Linked DNA regions of Homo sapiens: region 1 is linked to region 2. Evidence: read pairs that join two places in POLR2A ChIA-PET (ENCODE). Cell type or tissue: OCI-LY7. All regions are shown on one strand. Links, peaks and the distances in the headings refer to the core of each region. The heading gives the core; the rest is flanking DNA.

Region 1 (4,393 bases), core at 131-4,130, 190 kb after region 2:
AATGGTAAATTTTCTGTGATGGATACTTTAAGGCATGTATGCAAACACACAGAAGCAGTTACTACCACTGGGGTTGATGGAAAAGAAACCAAGAACTCGGAGCGTCCTCCACACCTTGCCACGTCTTACGTTCAGGCCTTGTTGGAGAGTGTGTGACTGCCACAGAAACCTGCAGCCTACTGGTAACAAAAAGGTTCTTGCCAGAAGGTGTAGAAAGAGTGGATCTGCAGGATCAGCTTACTGGGTAGCCGAGAAACCTACTAGAGGGTATGGGTGGGCAGGAGCTGGGTGTCTGAGAAGTTTGCTGAGGTCCCATTGGGCTAGAGCTGGGGTGCTGGAGAAACTCAGTACAGAGCAGGCCCCACTGGGCACACGCCACTGGCAGCTGTGCCTTCAGAGGAAAAAGAGACCCTGGAACCAGGAAGAGAAGCTGCTACCTCAGCAAGGCCTGGCAGCTCCCCACAGTGTTGTCCCCTGTGGATAGAGCCTGACATGACTGTATTTGGCCAAGGAGAAAGACTCATAAGGCCTCGGTCCAGTATCACGGAGCGGGGCCTGGCAGGATGTATGCAGAGTTAAGAGGCAATACATGGGTAACTGGCATATTTTTCCAGATTCTTTGTTTTTTTTGTTGTTTTGTTTTGTTTTGTTTTGTTTTGTTTTGTTTTGAGAGAGCATCCTGCTCTGTTGCCCAGGCTGGAGTGCAGTGGCATGATCTAGGCTCACTGCAACCTCCACCTCCCGGGTTCAAGCCATTCTCCTGCCTCAGCCTTCTAAGTAGCTGGAGATGCCCACCATGCCCAGCTAATTTTTGTATTTTTAGTAGAGACAGGGTTTCACCATGTTGGCCAGGCTGGTCTTGAACTCCTGATCTCAGGTGATCCACCTGCCTTGGCCTCCCAAAGTGCTGGGATTACAGGCGTGAGCTACACTGCACCTGGCCCATTTTTCCAGATTCTTAAAGCAGATCCTTAGGTCTTTTTTTTTTTTTTTTTTTTTTTTTTTTTACTTCTTTTCTAATATAAGCACTTACAGTTTCCCTCTAAGCACTAGCTTCAGCCTACGTATTTTAGTATGCTGTGTTTTCATTATCATTTCATTTGAAATATTGTAAAATTTTTCTTGTGATTTCCTCTTTGACTCATGGGTTATTTAGAAGTATGTTGTTTAATTTGCAAATAGTCAAGGCTCCTCTGAGTATCTTAGAGCTATTGATTTCTAATTTAATCTTACTTTGGCCAGACAAGCATATTTTGCATGCTTTTAAAATTTGAGACTTATGGCCCAGAATGTGTATCTTGGTGAATGCACTGTTTTCACTTGAGAAAAAAATATGTATATATATTCTAGACTTCCTGAGTATAGAGCTTTATAACTGCTGATTAGGTCAATTGCTAGTTACCAGTGTTCTTCAGATTATCTGATGCTTGTTTCTCAGATGTTGAGAGAATGGTGTTTGCTATGGCCTACCTGTTTGTGTCCCCCAAAATTCATATGTTGGAGCTTAATCTCTGGTGCAGTGGTGTTGGGAATTGGGGCATCAGGGAAGTATTGGCTCATGAGGGCAGAGTCATCGTGAATGGGATTAGTCCCTTCTGCCATGTGGGGACACAGCAGGAAAAGGACATCTCTGAAGCAGGGAGCTAGCTCTCACCAGACACTGAGCACCCTGATTTTGGACTTCCCAGCCTCTAGAACTGTGAGCACTACAATCTGTTTATAAATTACCCAGCCTAAGGCATTTTGTTTTAACATCCTGAATGAACTGAGGTGGTGTTAAAATCTCCAACTATGCATCCAGGCGCAGTGGCTCACACCTGTAATCCCAGCACTTCAGGAGGCCAAGGCGGGTGGATCACCTGAGGTCAGGAGTTTGAGACCAGCCTGGACAACATGGTGAAACCTTGTCTCTACTAAAAATACAAAAATTAGCTGGGCGTGGTGGCAGGCTCCTGTAATCCCAGCTACTCGGGAGGCTGAGGCAGGAGAATCGCTTGAACCCAGGAGGTGGAGGTTGCAGTGAGCCGAGATTGCACCATTGTACTCCAGCCTGGGCAACAAGAGTGAAACTCCGTCTCAAAAAAAAAAAAAAAGAGTCTCCACCTATGATTGTGGAATTGCCCATTTCTCCCTTTAATTCTTTCAGGTTTTATATCATGTATTTTGAAGCTCCTTTGGTTAGGTGCATACACATTTATGATTATAATGGTGTCTCGATGAACTGATCATTTAACCATGATGAATGTATTCCTTTATCTCGTAATAATTTTATCTTGGACTCAACTTTATTGATATTTATGTAGCCTCTCCAGCCTTCTTAAACATGCTGTTTGGGATGCATAAGAAGGCTGGAGAGGCTTATGGAGAAACTTATGATGGTTTGACTTACAGTTTTTCAACTTTACCATGGTGCGAACGTGGTATGTATACAGTAGAAACTGTACTTTAAGTATGTGTGAAACCATTGTGTTTCTCACTTTCAGTACAGTATTCAATAACTTACATGAGATAGTCAACACTTTATTATAAAATAGGCTTTGTGTTTGTTGATTTTGCTCAACTGTAGGCTGAAGTAAGTGTTCTAATCATGTTAAGGTAGGCTAGGCTAAGCTAGAATGTTCGGTAAGTTAGATGTATTAAGTGCATTTTTGAGATGATATTTATTTTCCACTTATGATGGGTTTGTCAAGACATAACTCCATCATCATTCAAGCAGCATCAGTATGTCTTTTTCCAAACAGAAAATTTCAACCTGTGTTTATACTGAAACAGCATCTTTTGTAGATAGTATATAGTTGAGTCTTGCTATTTTATTCATTCTGACAGCCTCCGCCTTTTAATTGGAATATTCAGGCTATTTCTGTTTAACATAGTTATAGATATGACTGGGTTTAGAGCTACTACCTTGCTCTTTGATATTTATTTCTTTCATCTTGCTTTCTTGGCTTCTTTTATGTTAATTAAGTATTTTTTAGAATTCTATTTTAATTTATGTTTTTTTTTTTTTTTTTTTTTTAAGACAGAGTCTCACTCTGTTGCCCAGGCTGGAGTGCAATAGCATGATCTTGGCTCACTGCAACCTCTGCCTCCTGGGTTCAAGTGATTCTCCTGCCTCAGCTTCCCTAGTATACTGGGATTACAGACGCCTGCCACCACGGCCGGCTAATTTTTGTATTTTTAGTAAAGACGGGGTTTCACCATGCTGGCCAGGCTGGCCTCGAACTCCTGACCTCAGGCGATCCGCCCACCCTGGCCTCCCAAAGTGCTGGGATTACAAGCGTGAGCCACTGAGCCCGGCCTGTTTTGACTTTTTAATTGTATCTCTTTGTATTGCTATTTTAGTAGTTACTTTATAGATTCTATTGCACATTCTTAGCTTTTCACAGTCTACTTAGAATTAACATTGTTTTTCTTCATGGAAAAAAAGTGTAAGAACTAGGCAATCCTATGGGTTCATTTACCACTTTCCATCCTGTATGTGATGGTTGTTAGATATTTACTACATCCATACACATTGTAAACTAGACAATACAATAAGGAAATTTTTGCTTTAAACAGCCCCATGCATTTTAAAGAAATTAAAAGTAAAACAGAATCTTTTCTATTTGCCCATGTATTTGCTATATCCTGTGCTCTTCATTCCTTCCTGAAGAGCTGAGTTCCCATCTGGTCTCATTTCCCATGATCTTGGAGAACTTGCTTCACGGTTTTTGTAGTGCAGGTTTGCAGACAGCTAATTCCCTTTCATTTTCACTTATCTGCAAATCTTTATTTTGCTGTCATTCTTTCTTTTTTTATTTTTATTTTTATTTTTGAGACAGAGTCTCACTCTGTCTCCCCACAGGCTACAGTGCAATGGTGTGATTTCAAAACTCCTGCCCAATCTCAACTCACCAACCTTCTCCTCCCGGGCTCAAACGATTCTCCTGCCTCAGCCTCCCAAGTAGCTGGGACTACAGGCATGTGCCATCATACCCAGCTAATTTTTGTATTTTTAGTAGAGATGGGATTTCACCATGATGGCCAGGCTGGTCTCGAACTCCTGACCTCAAGTGATCTGCCTGCTTTGGCCTCCTAAAATGCTGGGATTATAGGTGTGAGCCACTGTGCCCAGCCTGCTGTCATTCTTGAACCATAATTTCACTGGTTATAGAATTCTGAGTTGTCAGTTTTTTCTTTCAGGACTTTAAAATATAGGGTTCCAGTGTCTTTGGCCTCCGTTGTTTCTGTCAAGGAATCAGCATTCATCTAGCTATTCCCCTGTAGACCACATGTTGTTTTTCCCTGGATGCTTTTAAGACTTTTTATCCAAGTTTGATTGCTCAGTACCTACCTCTGGGCAAAAAAGCCTCCAGAAACCAGAAACTTATCTAGTTTTATTCCCCTCTGTCAG
Region 2 (4,393 bases), core at 108-4,107:
ACTGATAAGCGTCCAGTTTGTAAATGTCTTGTGTATTTCAGTAGATGGCTGCGTCCTTACTTCTTTTCCTTTTAGGGGTCCGGCCTTCCCCTTCTGATCTGGACTTTCTTTATTCCACTTTCTTGCCTTATTAAGGTGCGGATGGATTGTTTGTTCCTTTTCCTCTGATTTTGCTGTTTGGGGACCCCCAGTTGTATATTTTGCATTTTCTGGCAATAATAGGTGTTTTAATGAGCAGTTAATGCTATTTTAGGCATAGCTATCTGGCTCTCTTACTGGGCAGCACTTCCTGGGCAGCCCCATTTAAACCTGTGGCTTCACCTGTCACTTTATAAACTAAAGATCTCAAAGCTTTGTCTTCACCCGAGATGCCCCCCAGGAGCTTCCAAACTCCAAGCCAGGTGTCTGGCAGACATCTCCATTTCACTGTCCCAGGCAGATTTAATGCCTCTGAAACAGAGTTCATCTCCTCTTGCCTGCGCAAAAAACACACACCCCAACAGAAACAAACACACACCCACACCCACACACCCACCCCAGTAAAAACCAAACCAATAAAACACCACTCAGAAGCTCTCCCTTTCCCCTGAGCTGCTGCTTTAGATGTGTGGCCCCGCAGGTACCTTACCCTCAGAGCAGAAATCCAGGCATCCCTGGCAGCCTTCCTTCCTCACCCCTCAGTCTTGCTGGTGCCCAGATGGGAGCTGGCAGAGATGTCTCCTGGATGGGCGCTCACTTTGCTCTTCTGTAGCCTTGGTGGCTTAGCCCCAGACCACTCCTCCTTACAACAGCCTCTGGACCCTGAGTCTACCCCTCACTCTTCTGCTCGTCCTTGGGGCTGCTGCCAGAGAGATCGGTACATTGTAAACTTGACTGTGCTGCCTGCAAGTTTCAAATGATGAAGTGCCTGCACCTCATCTTTATTTATTTATTTATTTAATTTTTTTGAGACAGAATCTCGCTCTGTTGCCCAGGCTAGAATGCAGTGGTGCCATCTCGGCTCACTGCAGCCTCCGCCTCTCTCCTGCCTCAGCCTCAGCTGGGATTACAGGCGTGAGCCACTTCGCCCAGTCCACGTACCTCATCTTTAAGATGAGGTTCCCAGCTTAAGCTTGGCTCCCAGAATCCTTTGTCATTGGCCTTCTGCCTGTCCTGCAGCCTCCTCTCCATGGCGAGGCCTCCACACCCACTGCACAGTCTAATTATGTCGAATTTCTTGCTGTTTCCTAGGTATACCATTTTTTGTCATGATCTTGGTGCCTTGACCACATACTTGCCTGGAATACCTTTCCTGCTTTCTCACCTGGCTGACTCTAGCTGGCTGCATGCAGTTGCTCCTGGTGGAGGTTCCTCTCTGTGCACTGGCAGCCGCTGTAGGGTCCTGACACTCCACTGGTCTCTCTGCCTCTCTCTGTCACCTTCCCTGCAACTGCCAGTGTTCCCAGGGTGAGAATCAAATCCTCATGCCCTCAAAAATAGATTTCTCGGCCAGGCACGGTGGCTCACACTTGTAATCCCAGCACTTTGGGAAGCTGAGGCAGGCGGATCACTTGAGGTCAGGAGTTTGAGACCAGCCTGGCCAACATAGTGAAACCCCATCTCTATTAAAAATACAAAAATTAGCTGGGCGTGGTGGCGTACATCTGTAATCCTAGCTACTGGGGAGGCTGAGGCACGAGAATTGCTTGAACCCAGGAGGCTGAGGTTGCAGTGAGCTGGGATCACACCACTGCACTCCAGACTGGGCAGCAGAGCGAGACTCCGTCTTAAAAAAAAAAAAAAAAGATGTCTATGAAGAGTAGAGGGTCTTGCAGTGTATGCTTTCGTTTCTTGCATCACTTCTTCTCTGTCAGTGAAATTTTGTTTTTTGTTTTTTTTTTACTCTAATCCCATGACATAATGAAAATTTTGACAAAAGGTTACATTGGAACATAGTCGTTTGGTCGGCTGTATTTACTATTTATGGTTCAAAAGAATCTGATGCAAATCATGTTTTGTGAGTAAAATAGTTCAGTGAACTGAAGCTTATAATCCCTCTAGTTGCCTGAAAAGCGTGTCCTGGTTTATGTGTCACTTAGTGTTTTGAGTGGCTTTTCTCCTGTAGTGATGAATACAAAGTATATACAAAATCCTATTTCTTTGGTTCTCCTACAGAACATAAATTTATTTTAAGTAAAATTCTTGACTCTGGTGGAATGGTAATCTGACTTTAAGATTTCTCCAAATTTAAAACCCAAGAGTTATTACATAATTCTTGTTTTCTTAATAAATAAGTTATTCCATAGCATGAGGTAGGCCTAATCACAAAATGTGTGTGTTTCTTTTCTTTTTCCTAGTTTAATGCTTGTGTATGTATTAAAAATCAAGGCCCAGAACTAAAAGCTACAGGGTACATATTTTAAGAAGTAAATTGATTTAAGTGGTCATTGGTATGTTGCAGGATTTATGGCATTAATATTTAGAAAGCTCTTCTCCAAACACGTATTATCTTCATTTGAATTTTCTCACACAAAGTTGGTTTATAATGTAAATTCGAAGAGTTCCAAATCCTAATTCTTCACTGAGTCAGAATTTCTGGAGGTGAGTCCCGCAGTCTGTGGCTTCACAAGGCTTCCAGGTGATTCTTAACGCCTGCTCAAGCTGGAGAACCCCTGGTGTGGATTTGCATCATTTGAATTTGTAGTACATGGGATAGGAAGAAAGGAGGGTGGTTTCTATTATAACTTTTTTTTTTTTTTTGAGATGGGGCCTCGCTGCGTTGCCCAGGCTGGAGTGCAGTGGCATGATCTCGGCTCACTGCAGCCTCCACCTCCCAGGTTCAAGCGATTCTTCTGCCTCAGCCTCCTGAGTAGCTGGGATTACAGGCATGCGCCACCATCCCCGGCTAATTTTTGTATTTTTAGTAGAGACGGGGTTTCACCATGTTGGTCAGGCTGGTCCCAAACTCCTGACCTCGTGATGCGTCTGCCTTGGCCTCCCAAAGTATTGGGATTACAGGCATGAGCCACCATGCCTGGCCATAACTTTTATTTAAAAGTTTTTCAAACGAATGGTTTTTTTCAACAGGCTGTATAAATAGGCTCTTATTACATCATGTTTTCATGTGACGGATTTAACATACACTAGAAGGAGACTGTTTGCTTTATGTACTTCTCCAAATTGCTGTTCTTGAGTTTATTTAGTGATGTCCACGTTATATTAACAAGCATGTGGGCTGGGCATGAGCCACCGTGCCTGGCCATAACTTCTATTTTTGTATTTTTAGTAGAGATGGGGTTTCACCATATTGGCCAGACTGGTCTCGAACTCCTGACCTCATGATCCACCCACCTTGGCCTTCCAAAGTGCTGGGATTACAGGCGTGAGCCATCGTGCCCGGCCTGTAACCACTTTTAAGTGCAGAGTTCAGTGGCACTAACTAAATTCACATCGTTGTGCAGCCACCACCACCATCCATCTCCAGAACTTTCTCATCTCCCCAAATCGAAGCTCTGTCCCCATGAAACACTCATTCCCCATTCTTCCTTTCCCCAGCCCCTGGCAGCCACCATTCTTTCTGTCCCTATAAATTTGACTACTCTCGGTACCTCTTATGGGTAGAATGACACTTGACCTTTTGCGTAACTTGGTAGTTACTTGACCTTTTGTGTAACTGGGTTTTTTCACTTAGCCTAATGTCTTCAAGGTTCACCCATGTTGTAGCTTTAGTTTTTGGGTAGTACTTGACCTTTTGTGTAACTGGGTTTTTTCACTTAGCCTAATGTCTTCAAGGTTCATCCATGTTGTAGCATGTGCAGAATTCCCTTCCTCTTCAGGGGTGAATTGTACTCAATTGTATATGCCACATTCTGAATTGAATTGTACTCAATTGTATCTGCCACATTCTGCTCATCCATTGACTTACCGATGGACGTTGGGTTGTTTCTACCTTTTGGCTGTTGTCTGTACTATACATTTTTAAAGTTTCAATTACATTTTATAGCTTTCTTTCCTTTTTTTTTTTTTTTTTTTTTTTTTTTTTTTTTGAGACAGTCTCACTCTGTTGCCTAGGCTGGAGTGCAGTGGCACGATCTCGACTCACTGCAACCTCCACCTCTGGGGCTCAAGCAATTCTCGTGCCTCCCAAGTAGCTGGGATTACAAATGTGCACCACCACGCCCGGCTAATTTTTGTAATTTTAATAAAAACAGGGTTTCACCATGTTGGCCAGGCTGGTCTAGGACGCCTGGCTTCGTGTGATCCACCCAACTGTAGTATTTTTTTTGTTTTGTTGTTTCTGAAATAAACTTTCACTCTGTCACCCAGGCTGGAGTGCAGGGGCACAATTTTGGCTCACTGCAGCCTCCACCTCCTGGGTCAAGCAATTCTCCTGCCTCAGCCTCCCAAGTAGCTG

What was found. Peaks named below come from ENCODE experiments on the same cell type or tissue, not always from the same donor. Only the 100,000 strongest peaks of a DNase experiment are listed, where the experiment ranks them.
Region 1: POLR2A ChIA-PET joins it to region 2 with 5 read pairs; 2 of 35 experiments call an interaction of 5 or more read pairs at or near these places.

What each region holds. Positions count from the first base shown.
Region 1 is chr17:77,345,301-77,349,693 of GRCh38, forward strand. The region is part of intron 2 of SEPTIN9 (septin 9); the gene reads left to right. Among named protein-coding and RNA genes, the nearest start is that of MIR4316, 50 kb to the right of the region's middle. In OCI-LY7, for the core only: no CTCF peak of the experiment used is centred there; no DNase peak of the experiment used is centred there.
Region 2 is chr17:77,154,807-77,159,199 of GRCh38, forward strand. All of the region lies in intron 3 of SEC14L1 (SEC14 like lipid binding 1), which reads left to right. Among named protein-coding and RNA genes, the nearest start is that of SEC14L1, 16 kb to the left of the region's middle. In OCI-LY7, for the core only: a CTCF peak has its summit at 124; no DNase peak of the experiment used is centred there; H3K4me3 peaks cover 850 bases; H3K27ac peaks cover 2,004 bases.